Linked DNA regions of Homo sapiens: region 2 is linked to region 1. The links are chromatin loops, found by intact Hi-C in ENCODE. Cell type or tissue: HepG2. All regions are shown on one strand.

Evidence for each region. A loop is a pair of places that touch in the nucleus more often than their neighbours do. Peaks named below come from ENCODE experiments on the same cell type or tissue, not always from the same donor. Only the 100,000 strongest peaks of a DNase experiment are listed, where the experiment ranks them.
Region 2: it touches region 1 in a loop (3-fold over the local background); 18 of 110 quality-filtered maps call a loop at or near these places.

The regions. Positions count from the first base shown.
Region 1 is chr2:162,120,171-162,128,170 of GRCh38, reverse strand. All of the region lies in intron 1 of LOC101929532 (a long non-coding RNA gene), which reads right to left. Among named protein-coding and RNA genes, the nearest start is that of GCG, 28 kb to the left of the region's middle. In HepG2, a CTCF peak has its summit at 4,166 (motif pointing right); a DNase peak (open chromatin) is centred at 4,170.
Region 2 is chr2:161,942,855-161,950,854 of GRCh38, reverse strand. It overlaps SLC4A10 (solute carrier family 4 member 10), which reads right to left. Exons shown (of 27, transcript NM_001178015.2): 16 at 7,958-8,000; 17 at 3,128-3,289; 18 at 1,594-1,707; 19 at 7-168. Among named protein-coding and RNA genes, the nearest start is that of DPP4, 130 kb to the left of the region's middle. In HepG2, a CTCF peak has its summit at 4,123 (motif pointing right); no DNase peak of the experiment used is centred here.

The DNA.
Region 1 (8,000 bases):
GTCTCACATGTCAAATTATGTAGGCAACAGAATTCAACTGAAGAATGACACGATGTCAGAAACTTTCATAGGACAGAAGAATTTAAAGCATACTTTGCTGAAAACTAATTCAGAAGTTTTGCTCCTTAGAAATGATATTTCCCCAGGGAAAGTATAGGTTCCTGCCAAGACAGAGAGAGCTTTTGCTTTCCCAACTAATGTTTTTGAGTGATCCCTCTCACTTTTCAACAATTATAATTTTGGTTTGGGTGTTTGAAATCATTTCAATCTGACATCTGGAATAATTACATAGCATTTCTAGGAAACCAGCTTTTTTTTCCCAAGAAAATTACATATAGTAACACATCTTCCTTGAAAATTCAATGCTTCAGATTCTTCACAATTTTGTACTCCACTAGAGAAAGTGAGCACAGCACAGTGGCAGGTCATCATGGTAGAGAGAGGATAGACTTTAAAATCAAGCAGGCTGGAGCTTGACTGTCAGCTCCATTAGCAACTAGCTGCACTGCTGCACTGCTCCAAGCCCCAGTAAAATGGGGCTCCGATAATAATCTCTGCCTTGTGGTTTTGTTGTCACGCTTAAGTGAGATAGCACATTCCAAGCTCAAATATGTGGTACATAGAACCTGTTCAATAAATGGAATCCTCTAGTACATAAATTACTTTAAAACAGTTGATAAGAAGTTAAGGTTATCAATAGTCTAGTAAATAACCACTCATTTTGATGTGGCTTTGGATGATGAGAACACAGTATCAAGAAACCTCTATAAATCAAAAAATGCTCTGTTGAATAAGACCATGACGTTCAAGACAAGCACAGATTATTATATTAGTAAATTGTATGTTTCTTATTGCTGCTGTAACAAATCACCACAAACTTAGCTGCTTAAAACAACACAAATGTATTGCTTTACATCTCCGCAAATCAGAAGCCCAAACAGGTTTCAATGAGCTACTATCAAGGTGTGGGCAGGTCAGGGCCATGCTTCTCCATGGGAGTTCCAGGGGAAAGTCCGTTTCCTTGCCTTTTCCAGCTCCTGCGGCTGCATTGCTTGGCTTGTGGCTCCTTCCTCCATCCTCAAAGCCCATCACTCTCATCTCTGCGGCCATCTTTTCTCTCCTACCCAGATCCTCCGGGCCTCTGTTTGATAAGGACCCCTGTGATTACATTGGGCCCACCTGAATAATTCTGGATACTCTCCCCATCTCAAGGTCCTTACTCATATCTGCAAAGTCCCTTTTGCCAGGCAAGGTAACATATTCACAGTCCTGGGGACCAGGACACGGACATCTTTGGGGTGGGGGAGCATTACTCAGTCTATCAAAAAAACAAAGGCGAATTACACAGATATGACATGTAGAAAGTAGCAGTTTGACAGTAAAAGGCTTGAAGTTTATTGTGGAACCTAATCTACACCACAAACAAAAAGGAAGTGCTGTGATCTAAACAGCAAATATGATACTGGAGTAAGAAAAGATGAAAGCTTTGCTGTTTATTTACAGCTGATTAGGACTTGAGGAGAGCTGCTATTACTAGTTTTATATAATGAGCTATGGGACAGACTCTAAGGAGAAAAAGTATAAATTACAAAAGTAATTGAGGAGGAAAAAAATAAGTCTTCTGAAAAAAATTAAGGAATTGCAACTGCATAGCTTGGGAGGGGAAAAATAGCATAAATCCTAATAATTAATTGCTAGGGTACAGGTGTGGGCCAGAGATAATTAGCAGGAAAGGTTGATCATGTGTTCTCCATGTTCACAGAGAGCTGACAAAAAGAGGAAATGAGCCAAACTGCAGTGAGGAGCTGGGCTTTTAAAAAAGGAAGTTCTTGACCATGAAGATCAGACTACCAAGGGAAGCTGTGTAATCTCCATCCTTAAAGAGCTTTAAAAATAGTATAAACAGCCATCTGCACAAGATGATTTATGCATTGACCTTCAGGAGGCGGGCCCAGATCATCTCATGAAGTCCCTTCCAAGTGTGGGATTCTATGATTTAATCAGTATGTGATTTTTCTCAGCTCTACATTTTGTGAGATAACCAGCAGATGGAAGCCACAAATTCCCCAACATCATACCAAAATCATGGTTCCTCACACTGGTAGGGCCCAGTCAAGCTTGCCAAATTGGCATCCGTTGTAAAAATCATTGAAGGACCCACCTCAAACATTTATTTATCTCCTTGTGGGTGTCTGGACCACCCATGTCCACAAAATGCAGATAATCTTTATATCGATTCATGTGCATTTCGCTCTGATTTAGCATAAGAGAAAGTTGCATACATTAAAAGCATTTGTCTGGTTGTGAAGCCTGAGACAGCAGCTCTCAAAAATATTATTAGAGATTTACAGACCCTAGTCTAAGCAGAAATGAGGCTGATTGGACACTTTCCTGAAAAAAAGTTTACAGCACACTTGGGCCTCAGTTGTTCTCACTTAGATAAGAGACATGGTTCTCTGTATATATTCGTTTGTTTATTGAACAAATATTTGGGCGCAAACTGTATTCTAGGTAAAGTATAAAGCATTGGGGCGGGGGGTACAACAGTGAGGCAAATACTGTTCTTCCCTCACAGAGCTTAGTGTCTCCTCCAAATAAACAGGCCATTTTGATGCCAAGCAATAAAAGCTACAACACAGTTACGAACAAGGTGCTATGGGATAGCATATGAAGAGCAAACAACCCAGTCTTAGGGGTCCTAAGAGGACTTTGGGAGGAAATAATGCCTAAGCTGGGATCTGAAGGATGATTCAGTGCTTCTGGGGGAGGAAGAGTGGTGGAGAAGTATTTCATGGAGAGGGAACGGTGTGGTGAGAAGCTGGTAGAATGCAGCAGTGTGGAAAGTGAGAAGCATTGGAATGTGGCTGGAGCATGGAGGACAGACAGGGAGGAGGGAGGGGGGCTGGGAGAAGGGAGAAAGCAAGGGCAAGTCAGAGATGAGGCTTCAGAGGTCATGAGAGGCCTCAAAAGCCATGCTAAAGAATTTGCACTTGATGTGCAGGTAATGAGCAGCTGTTGAATGATACAGATCAGATTTGTCCTTTCAAAATATTTATTAGCACACTTTTAAATGTAGAGGACAGAAAAACATTTACATTTGCTTCAGCAAAAGGAAAGGCTTATCTGAGGAATACTGGGAATCCAAGGAATCCAAGGAGTAACTGAGCATCCAAAAAGAGCAAAGCAACAGAGCTAGGGAGGGGGAGCACAGTGGTGCTGCCTCATTCATCGCCCGCTGCTGCTTCTTTGGGCTTCTTCCTCTCCACTTGCTCTTTCTGTTTCTCCAGCTTACACTAATGGACACCCAAAGCTTCTGAATTTTAAGCTCCCAGTCTTGACAATCCAGAGACAGACTGGCCCAATTCTCTTGTTTCCAAATTCAAAATTCCAAGGAAGAAGACGTATAGGCCCAGCTTTAGTCTAGGAGCTCATCTCTGGACCAAGGAGCTGGGGCCAGGAAGCTCTGTGCATTCCAACGGGGCAGCTGCTGCTGCAGCCACTGAATGGGAAGGAGAGTGCGTTCCCAGAGATGGAAGGCAGGGCTGCTTTCTAGATTAGCCACGCATCCTTGCAGCAGCCTCCATGGACTGATGGATGGGAAGACTGGAGGCACAGACCCAGTGTGGAGATGGCTGCGTGTGTATAGCTTGTGCCTGAGGCCAGTTGGGAGATGTGCAGTCTCCACTGAGACCAAGAACTACCCAACTGCACTGGCCACTGGCCCAGGGCAAGCTCTGGCTCTCCATTAGTCCCCATGGGCCAGAGGACAGGTTGCTCCCCTGGTGTTCTTTATTCAAAACTATAACTGCTGGCAGGCTCTGCTCTCATGTATGAATTTCCAATCAGCATGCTTTTACTCAAATTGTTCTTTTGTTTCATTGTGTTACTAAAAAAAAGTCTGACAGGTTGGCATGCTTGTTTATGTGAATGTCTGGAACTGCAATTTCTTGTATGTTCATGCAGGATCACTATATAGGCTACCGTTTATAATATTCTCGGAAACAGTCAGTATTTAAAAATATTTTCTTAAATTAGTGCTGAAGTGTGAGATGTAAACCTTTTTATTAATGAATAATTTACCTCCCTTCAATTCTCCATCAGGTTTAAATTTCTGCCATTAGACTCTACATAGAACAGTATGTATGCAATTACACGTTTAACCACTAGATGGCACCATACATCTTTTATTCTAATTATCTCAATAACTTAAATGGGATTTGCGTTTTTGTTTTTGTTTATTGCTTTCCACAGAGTTAATGATATTTTCGCACTGGTTATTGAACATTCATTAGTGTCACTACTTATTTGTGATACTGCCTTTAACCATATACTAAATTTTTAAGTGTGCTAGACAATATTTCCTAGGAATTTCTTTCCTTTATCTGTCAATCCTTACTATAAAACCACGCTGTTTTAATTATTTTTGTTTTACAATACCTTCTAAAACCTGCTGTCACCAGTATTCATCTTCAATTATGTTTTTGTTTTCAAAATATTTTTTATCCATTAATTTATCCAAATGAAATTTAGGTTTATTTAATCAGTTTTTTTAAAAAAATTCTACAATGGCACTTGTATTGGAATTGCTAATAAATTTAAAAATAGCAATAACAATAGATATAAGTCAATTTGGAAGGAAGTTCCAACTTTGCAGTATTTATTTCCTTCAGCAAAATGAATGCTTTGAAACAGTGATGTAGACAACTGCATATACATAGTTTTTGGCGTGTGTGTGTGTGTGTGTGTGTGTGTGTGTGCATGTGCAGAATAAAGTAATATATAGAGATATAGAGAGAAGCATATTCAAACATACATTATAAAAGATGAAAAAAATGGAGGGGATATTTTCACATCTAACTAACTATAGGTAGATTGGCTAAATTTATTATTATATAATTCAAATGGGATATTTTGCTCCATTAAACATAATGATTTCAAATGATATATACAGCATGGTAACATATTTGTTTAAAAAATAGAGACAGAAGAAAACGGGTAGTAAGCTAACTTATTCTCTCTGAGAGGTAAAATTATAACTAACTCCTAGTCACTTAATGCTTTTCAGAATTTTTTACATTTTCTATACTGACATGTATTACTTTCATAATCAAAAAAGAAAGGCAAACTTCTAAGCCTTTAAAACAGTTGAGCTTTATGGAAATTTCAAAGATATACCATTTTCTTATACAGATTGATTTATTGCTCAATTTTTCATAACAATTACTAATTCAATAAATACATCTAGTGATATTCAAAGTAAGGAGAACTTCCATAGCTAGGAGAGAAACTTTATGACCTGTGCATGTCCCCTGCTAGAGCCTCAGGGAGTTGATATTATAACATGTTGCAGGTCACAGTGGTTAGAAGTGTTTATGCAGGACCCTTCACCTCCACTTCTCTCGATATGTCCAACCTCTCAGGCTTCCCAGTCTTCGCCTTCTAGTAAGTGACAAAAATCAGAGCTTCTCAAACTTTCTGGTCTCCAGGCCCCTCTTAAAAATTGGCTATCCCCAAAGGACTTTTGTTTATCCAGGCTATATCGATTAACATTTAACATATCCAAAATTAAACAGAAAGTCCTAAATATTCATTTTATTGATTTAAGTTAAAAGAATAGTTCCATTACAAGTTAACATAAATAATACTTTTTATGAAAAAGACTGTGTATTCCAAAACAGGAAAAATAACAAGAAAAATGCCATTGTTTTACATGACTTAATAGAAGACAGGTGGATTCTCATGTTTGCTTCTGTACTCAGTGTTTATTATCATATTTTGCTATCATAAGTTATCTAGCCTCTGGAAAACTTCACTGTACACTCCCAAGACGAAAAGAGCAAAAACAGCAAATGACATCTTAGTATCATTAGGAGAATAGTTATGACCTGAAAAAAGGTCTTAGGGAACCCCAGGGGTTCCCAAACCACACTTTGAAACTAATTACTGAGCTGGATTAAACTAACTGAATTATCATCACTCCACATTCTTTCCTTTTTTTCTTTCTTCTCTAATATTCACGAGCTCAATTAAAACTGAAAAAAAATAATGGCGAGAATAAGAACACTAGCATGAAACAATGGTCCCTCATTACCCACTTGCTTGTGTGGAATGACCAGCAAGGTCTTTTTTTTTTTTGAGACGGAGTCTCTCTCTGTCGCCCAGGCTGGAGTGCAGTGGCGCGATCTCGGCTCACTGCAAGCTCCGCCTCCCGGGTTCACGCCATTCTCCTGCCTCAGCCTCCTGAGTAAGCTGGGGATGCAGGCGCCCGCCACCATGCCCGGCTAATTTTTTTGTATTTTTATTAGAAACAGGATTTCACCGTGTTAGCCAGGATGGTCTCCTGACCTCGTGATCCGCCCGCTTCAGCCTCCCAAAGTGCTGGGATTACAGGCATGAGCCACTGAGCCCAGCCTGACCAGAACATTTTAAGCCAGATCTGTATGCATTCTGGAAGTGACTGGGTTTGTTGAGGTCATCTCTACCCTCGTGCCACCATATATCACCAGCACTTCCTGGTTACTGCTTGTTAATCTTTGGAGATAATTAACTTATGTTTCACTTTGTCTACCTCTAATTCTCTCCTACTTATTAGTGAGTTCAGTATCCCTATAGCAGATCCTTTCCAATGTCTGTTCTCTCAGTTCCTTGGCCTCCCCACTTCTAGAGATATTGTTCTCCTCTTTACCTTGGCCACTTATTCCCATGGATAAACAATTGTACTTTTACCATAACTGCAAACCCTCCATAACATCAATTTTAAGCAGCTTACTATTCTGGTCAATAACTGCTATTTTTCAACTCATTTCCTGAACCCCAATTCCAATAGTCCCCCAACCTCACAAACAACTACAATCTGCCTGGAACTCTCTTCCCTAATTAGTCACTTGGCTCAATCCATCCTGCCGTCTTCAGTCTATTGATCCTGCTGGTTTTCCTTGCAGCCTCACTTACTTCCTCATTATCTTGCTTAAATTTCATGGTCACTCATTATAATCACTCCCTTAAATTTGCCCCCAACTTCTCTGCCTTACTTTTGTTCATCAAACTCTCTTGGATAAAGCCAAACCCTAGTTAAATTTGACATTCTGCCTACACTGTGACTACACTCACACAAATGAATATATCTAGAGAAAAATCCACTAACGACATCAATATAGATTCATGATCATTAACATTACCAGGGCGATTAACACTGCCTAGCAATTGTACTGTATTTCCCTAGATAATTTACTGTTCTACTCTCCTATGTGGTTATTTCTTACCTTCTCTCTTCTCAGATTCCAACACCTCCTCCCCCATCCTCATTCCCAGCTTATGGCTTTGCTTCCTGTGTAACTAAGAAAACTGAAGCCATCAGAAGACACCCTCCATGTCCTCCCCTGATGCATGTGTGTACACATGTTCCAACTCTCTTCCTGCGATATAGTTGAGCCATCCCCATTTCTGAAGGCCAGCCCCTCCAGTACAGCCCTGGATCCCCTCTGCTCTAACCTACTCAAGTCATTGTTCCAGCCATTTTCTTCTCTCCTCTCTCATCAGTGTATCCTCTCTTTTTTGTCTGTATTGTCTGGTAAAACCTTTCATCATCCTATTGTCTTTGTAGCTAATGCCCATTCTTTTCCTTACCTTAAGAAAAAAAAGTAACAAAACAAAACACAGCTCTTTGAAAAAGCTGTTTATCATTGCCTCTAATTTAGCTGTTCCTGCTCTCTGTTGAACCTACTCTAATTGAAATTTATTTCATTTTTTCCCCCAATTTGCTCCTATCAAGCTCACCAGTAACTTCCACATTGCTAAATCCAGTGCTCAATTCTCAGGCTTCATCTTCCTTGAAAAGAATTTGACATTTGACAGAATTTTTCACTCTCTCCCTCTTAGAAACTCTCCTCACCTGGCTTCCAGAATATGTTGCTGTCTTGGGTTTCCTCTGTGTGACAGCTATGAAGGAAGAAAAGAGCAGAGTGTTGGTTGGAATTGCACAGGTCTCCGTATTCATTAGG
Region 2 (8,000 bases), 180 kb after region 1:
ATATACCTTTAGCTTATGCTCTTTCCTGTTGATGATGACAGCTGTAATCTGTTGGTCCATAAAAATTAGAATAGTACAAAGCAGAGCTGGAATTATAGCAGCTATTACTGTCCACCATGGGTTTGGACCTAAAGGCGTAACAAACCAGCCACGATCATCTCTAGTGGGCTGTATAAAGTAAAGAATGTGCATAGTTATGAACTGGATTAATGAATACTTGATCAAATTAGGTCTTACAGATGCTACTAGGAAAGCCCTAATTATAAACAGAGGAGCTGAGTGGCCTATAATAAATAATAATAATACTCATAAATCACTTAAAACCATTTTAAGTGCTTTAAATATTTTAACTCATTTTTTTTTTCTTCACAACACTCTAAAGATGACACAGATAAGAAAATTGAGGCACAGAGAGATCCAGTAACTTGCCCAAGATCCCAAAGCTAGTACGTGGTAGAGATGGGATTTAAACTCTGACAGACTTGTTGAAAAATCTGTGTTATTAATCAATACCTGTATTAAATAAAATGATATTAATATTTACTATTTACTATTGGAAAATGTATTGAAATTTACAAATAGCATATTGACACATTGACCACTGTGCTAGAACTGAGATACAAAGATAAATCAGAGGCTTCTTTCAGTTTAGAATCAGAGACAGACATCTAAACAAAATACATCATTATGGTATTGTAACTGTTATTTTTGATGTGCAGAGGCTATTGAGTGAAAATGATAAAAAAGATACTTGGTCACAGCAGAGGCTCAGGGAAGGATTCCAAACATGGCTGCTGTCTGAGATGATTCTCAAAATTTCATCCTGACAAGAGCCCTATATAGAAGTCCCCAGCCCTGTTTGACAGAGAAAACAAAGGGGTGCCCCTAATTTGAAAAGCTGAAATCTGAAATGATCCAAAATCTGAAACTTTTGAGCGCTCACATGATGCCACAAGCGGAAAATTCACACCTCACATCATGTGATAGGTCACATATATTATTAAGAATAGTGTATAAAATTACCTTCAGGTTATATGTATAAGGTATATATGAAACATAAATTTTGTATTTAGACTTGGGCCCCACCCCAAACATATCTCATTATGTGTTTGCAAATATTTCAAAATTTGAAAAAAAAATGAACTCTGAAACACTTCCGATCCCAAGCACTTTGGATAAGGAATATTCAAACTGTACCCCATTAGTAACACGGTCAGAATTCTATTCCCAATCTATTTTTATCTGTTTTCCAAGCCTTATTCACTGTACAATTCTGCCAAGATAATCCTTTTCTCTTAGTTTCAAATGCTTCCTTATCTTTTAAGAATGTTATATATAGGTATTTCAACTGGCAGAATTGACAGGAAATTTTTTTCAAGCAAGTTTTATATTTATAATTATTTATATTTTGTAATTCTTATATTTTTAAATATTAGACCTAAATTTTAGCCATGCTGTGTGCATTTCATTTACTGGTCTTCTAATCTAAATTCTTCATATTTTCATGAAAATCCTAAGTACTAGAGTTATAGGTATCATCTAAATGAAGATTAGACCGAGAGAGATGGGAAGAGGGAGAGAGATAGTAAGTACCTTGAAAACACTTGGTACTTGTAGTTTTGGAGATGGGATCCCAATGGCATAGTCAATTAAAACCATACACAGAATTGTAAGAAAGACAGCAAAGTCACTCACTATGGATCGAACCTAAAAATAATGAAAACACTTGTCACTTAAAGTAGCTATAAATATCAAGGAATACTCAGGAACATAATCTAGAGTCACACTTTATAAACACTTTATGACATAATATCATAATATTATATTTTATGCATACTATAAGATTACCATTAGCTCTGTCAGAACCTGAATATATATTTATGTATCACTGTCGTTAAGATTGGTACACACTCAACCTTTCCAGAATGAGGCATTATGGAATAGCTACATCGTGGTTGTGCTGTTTTCAATGTTTATTTAAAATCTAACTTTATGATGAACCCATGCATGTGAATATTCAGAATGCAGAATAAGGTAGCATGGGCAGAATTTGGCTGGATTTTAGGGATCTCTTTCACACAGGTAACACTTTAATATGATAAACTTGAAGCATCATAAAATAAAATTATCTGTTCTTATCAAAGAAACATAATGTTTTAGTTTATCTAGAATATAAGCATGACAGTTGGGAATGTACACAACAGAGTGGGCAAATTTAAAATTTATTCTATGTGAGCCAATTTTTAAAGCCATTTCTCATTTATAAAGCCAATTCTGAGCAAATATTCACATATAATTATTATCCAGATCTAGTTTATTTTAAGATGCCTTTATGACATACACACAAGCATACACAAAATGCTTAAGATTATTGTTTCAGCTTAGAAAAATGTTTTTGTATTAATCAGACTAAGATTTTTGGGGAAATAAATGAATCTTCCACCTTAGAGAAGAAAGTGGTGACAAAAAAGAAGCCCCCTTCGGAAGGAACAGTTCTTGAAATATTTTTCCAGAGTGGAATTTTGATCATAATCTATAGCTCATCCCTCAGAAGCTTGTTTCCTTGTTTCTTTTCCTTTTTTTAAATTTTTTTTGGCGGAATCAGACATTATAGGTGTTACTTTGCAGTGTTAAATATTGAACTAAGCTGTTTCTCTGTTTACTTTCCTTTCCAAATATGCAGATGCAAACGTGGTGGGTTAGGGGGAGGGACTGACGGTTTAAACATTGAAAAAGAGAATATTGTTCCAATGAGTCTTGCCGGGGCTTCCCCAATTAGAGAATGTAACATAGGCTCCTCTGAGGTATCTGTCAGGCTGGAATAGTTCCCACTGTTCACTGGGCAAAAAAGTGACAATCAGTAATGCAGTGTGTGCTGTGAATTTCCAAAAACGTCAGTAGGAAAGTAGGAGTTGATCCGTGGGGTTTGCAGTTAGGAGAAAAGCCTGCATATGCACTCCCAGCACCTGCATCACAAATTCTTTCTCTTCAGCCCCTCATCTCACTCCACAACTAACCTGGCAGCTCACTCACACAAAAGCCTTTCAGTGGCTCCTTTTATTACATCAATTACTCTTTCTTTTGTCCTATGTTATTTTACATTTAGATCAAGAAATAGTCTAAGTACCTTGGTTGGAAAATATCTGCTAGTCTTGAACTGCTTCAGGGTGGCTGACAGAGTAACTGTGGAAAAGAACAGGATCACAGACCAAAATAGAACATCTGGAACATATGGGTGATCATGGCCACAGGCCCGTCCAACATACTCTCCATGCAATGATTTGCATTCCTGCCAGAGGAAGTAAAACAAATGGAGCTACTAAGAAAAAACCGGACACATTTCTTGCAGAAAACTAACACCTTCTGATCAATTGTAGTTCAGATGCTGAGGCTTTTCCTTTATGGCTCTCACAATGATTTAGCAGGCATTACATTACGAGTTTCAAGTTCAACTTGGATGGGTGGTGAGAAATATGCAAAGGTTTATGAAAAATTTGAACATGAACTGCTTTTTAAATTTAAATGTATAAAACGATTGATTTACCAATTAATTAGTATGTATTAAATCTAATATCTACTAAGTTCCTAACACGAGATATATTGAAAATATGACATATGTAATAGTGATTGGTTACTAAGGTCAGACACTATGCCCAGCTATTTAAATACATCATTTAAATTACTTTTCACACCAATACCATAAAATATGTTCATGCTATTATTAATATTCCATGTCTGAGGAAACTGAAGCATAAAGGGGTTAAATAATTTGTTGTGGCCTCACCACTGGTGGGTGGCCGCAGAGCTGTGATACAAACACGATTTCTGCAGTGAGATTATTATTGCTTATTGACTAAGAACAATGACTTTGTAGAATTATCTAGTCCAAAAGCTGCCAAGAAAGATGAGAAAGGCAACAAGAAAACTATGACATACAATGACTGAAATGAACTTGTAAGTCAAAGATGGGACTATCGAACTTGGACTAAAGAACAAATGAAATAAAATTACTACATGAGCAAGGCAAAGCTCATATTTACTATGACTTCTCCATGGATTATTTTTTCTTCTGCAACTGTAGTTCTGTAAGAGCCTGAAGAACTATTTCTAATTACTGCCTTAGCCATGAGGTGGCAGCAAAGTCAAAAAAATTTTTTTCCTCCAGGAAAAACTGAGCATTTCAAACAAATATTTTGAATGAAAAAAAGTTATTTTAAACTTACTTTGGTTTATCTTATTTAAAAATTAGATTACTAAAGTATTTTTACATTTCAAAACAGGAAATAATGGTTTAAATGATCCAGTGATCTCATTAGTCCTTGAGATATTCTTGCCCTGAACATAAATTGAATTGCAGAGAGATCTTGGAGACAAATATGAACTGATAGATTGATCACAAACACAGAGTCTGCCCAACTTTAGGCCTGAAATCTTTGTAGAGCAAAAAGTAAATACACTCCAAAGATTGTAGAATAAATTACAAATAGCTACACTGTCATCTGAAAACAAACAACTAGTAAAATCTACTTGGAGTTGCTAGCTACCCTAAGCCTGAGAGTCTTGAGAAATATAGTTAATACACCTTATTATTGTCTTAAAGAATCTGTCTCCTTTTCTAATTTAACTGCAAACATCTTCCTTGATAGGCAAAGTTAAATTCCAATTATTCATGTTAAGCTAATACAGAGCACAGCAACTTGGCTAATTGAAAAACCACAGAAAAATCCCCCAGGCCTTAATTAAAGTTTTAATTTTCCTTCTTTCAAAATGCTTTAAAAATAGATAAGGTGGCAAAAATGAATCCTTGTGTTTTTCATCCTCTTCTGCACCTGTCCAGAAATGCTAGCAGAGCAATTATTAAGCAATATAATGGGTAGCAAAATTGCTACATAGAAAAAGGAGCTAAAAGTTCCATGATAAACACATTATCTATAAATTTGTGAGCATCTTTTGTCATTTCTGCAGGTATAAAAGTCATTTGGCGGGATCTTGTTCTCAATTCTTAAGAACATAGATGACATTTAAAGGGTTCCTTAGCTGTCTTACACTCTATAATTTGCCAATGGTCTGCCTAATTACATTAATTCAAAGCATATTTGAAAATGTTATTTATTTTCTCTTTGGGAGGAAACAAAATGCTAATTTTAAAAGAGAAAAATTGTGACCTGCTAAATTCAACAATTATTTTCAGATTTATACTAATTGTATCCCCAATACACACACAGAGGCACTCACACATGCACACATACATACATGCACACATACACACAGAGTAAGTCCTGAAATTTAGAAATGAAAACCAAATCCAAATCCTGCTCTCGTTTTTTGAGTCTAACATATGGTTTCAGTTACAATGGGTACTCAAAAAATGCTTGTTGACAAACTGATTTCTACTAATTACTCTTCAAACACATTCTAAGTTTCAGCAATTCTATAAGTTGGCAAAAATTAAGTTAGAATAAGAAATTAAAGTTGGCATTAGTGTCCTGCCCCTTATATATGTACAAGCTAAATATGTAATTCAGGCACTGAAACACCAAATGCTGGTTAACTGCTTATGAATATTTTAAATCTTGCCTAAGGATTTCTTATAAAGGCTGATTTTTGAGATACTGACAAATATATATATATATATATATATATATATATATATATATATATATATATATATACACACAAACTTAAGTACTCCAGTTTGCCATAAATATTTGCATTAAATAGTAAGATGAAACTGTTTCAAACAGACATTAAGTACTTCTATCAAATGTTTGACACTTACTATGCATAGAGCAGTTTGGGAGAATCAGAGAAAACTAAAGTTCTTTGCCCTTGCTGAGTTGGCAAGGTATAAATTATAATTCATGAGATATGTAACAAACAACTCAATAAAACATTACAGGACCTGCCAAACAAATAATATGTAAATTAAATGTTATGTCACTATTTTAACAAAATTAGTTGTGATAGCCACTAGTTCAGTGCTTTATTAATAAAATATTTTTGATGACATTATGAATATATTGAGGAAAAAATTCAGCATAACAATTAGACAAAAATTTTAATGGTCTTTTTTTGACTTAAAAATTACAAGATTGTTTTCATTATATAGTATTCCCTCTGGTGATAAAGACTGTTTCTGGTCAAGTTTAGCAATTATCCATTGCAAAAACTGCTTTTAACTAATGAAAAATAATATGAAACTTTCTGCTCAAATGTTAACACCTAGTACAAAACTTTTTAAAATGACAAAAAAAAAGAGAAAAAAACCAACAACCCCACAATGCTGTATTTGCTTTAATTGCAAAATATTTTTCACTATTCTACTTGACCTCAAAACTCAGGGTATCTAACTCACAGCTAGCCTGATAACTGTGCTGTATGTCTGCTTCTTAGAACTCTCAAAATTCAAGATTTGCTAATACATAGAAGGAATATTATTATTTAGTATTAAATTATTCACATAATACAAAACACATATAGAGTAAATTATCATGTTATATAACTTAGAGATGGGATCATTTGGGTTTTCATATTGAAGAAGACATCAAGAGGCTCTGTAAACATAATATAGTTTACCAAAGAAAGTGTAGACAGAAGACCCACTAATGATTTCATTAATCATGACCCCATGTCTAAATTCTGAATAACTATAGTGTTTTTTCTTGATCAGCTCATCAATTCTTTTATTGTTCAGTTTAAATGGCTCTTTGAGTGGAAGCAGACTGGCAATGTTATTTTTCTAGGGAAAAATAGGTGGAACAGAATAAATGTTAACAATAACAAAAGAAAACAATAAGAGTAACTGAAGGCTTATTCTACAGAACACAGCTAGGGTAAGAATAGAAGTAGTAAAATATAGGTCAAGATAGAATTTTAAATAAAGAGTAAGTAATTTGATTTCAATTTTGAAAGAACATATTCAATAGAGAAAATCAAGAATATAGTCAATAGATCATATGCTCTTTACAAGAATCATGTTTAGAGTTTTATAGTATCTGTACAACAAAAAAGATTTCTATGCTCACTAACTAGACAACTTACTAAAATAGTATGCATTTGATCAAATGAACTAGAACTCAATAGTTTTGTGCTGATAGTCATAATAAAACTTGAGCCTATATGGGTAGGTAAAGTGGTAGAAGGTTTGAACCTGTAATGTTTATAGCTGGGAAGAATAGAAAAGAAAGTAGGGCTACTCAGATTTTAATATTTATTTAAAGTAGAACACATTTTCAAATTACAAGATTTTATTGAACCAGAAGCATAGAATGCAAGTATTGATAGGAAAGGAGGCACAGAATAGATTCAGAAAAATAGAGAAATGCAGGTATGAGAAAAAAGAAATCACAAAGTAGAGAAAAGTCAAAGGAAATAAGACAATGGCACAGGATTGAACTGTTATAGGTGAAAAATATGTTGCCATGCTCTTTCTTGAGTGGGAGATAAGAATAAAATGGAAAAAAGAAAGATCTTGTTGAGGGAGGTGCCAGAATTTTGTGAAGAAAAGTGATATTTGTTCCTCCCAAAGACTTTAGTATTGACACTAGAATATTAGAAACATCCCTTTCCCCCCAGCAGATCCGGAACAGCTGGAGCAGCATTACAGAGTAAAGTAAGAGCATTCTGAGTTCTTTACACAGAAGGCAGACTTAGTTCTGCCATATGGTTTCATTTAGGTCAACACCACTCATATTTAATGTGCTTTCAGTCCATCTCGGTCACATATTTCTGTATAAGTGAGCTATTTGAGCAATTCTGGTCTTCTATTAGAACAACCTTAATAATGAAAGATAACCCCAGTTTACTGATGAGCATCTGAAATGATGAAATTAAAATTAAAACACAACTATTAGTTTTATATTATGCATTCAAAAAAATTTTACTGTAATGGCAATAATTGAGTCAAAATGTCAACAAAAGCTCTTAGGTATGACTTATTTTTCAGTGTTTTACTTACTGACACAGTTAGGTTCTCCCAAATTATGTCAGAGGCAGAAATA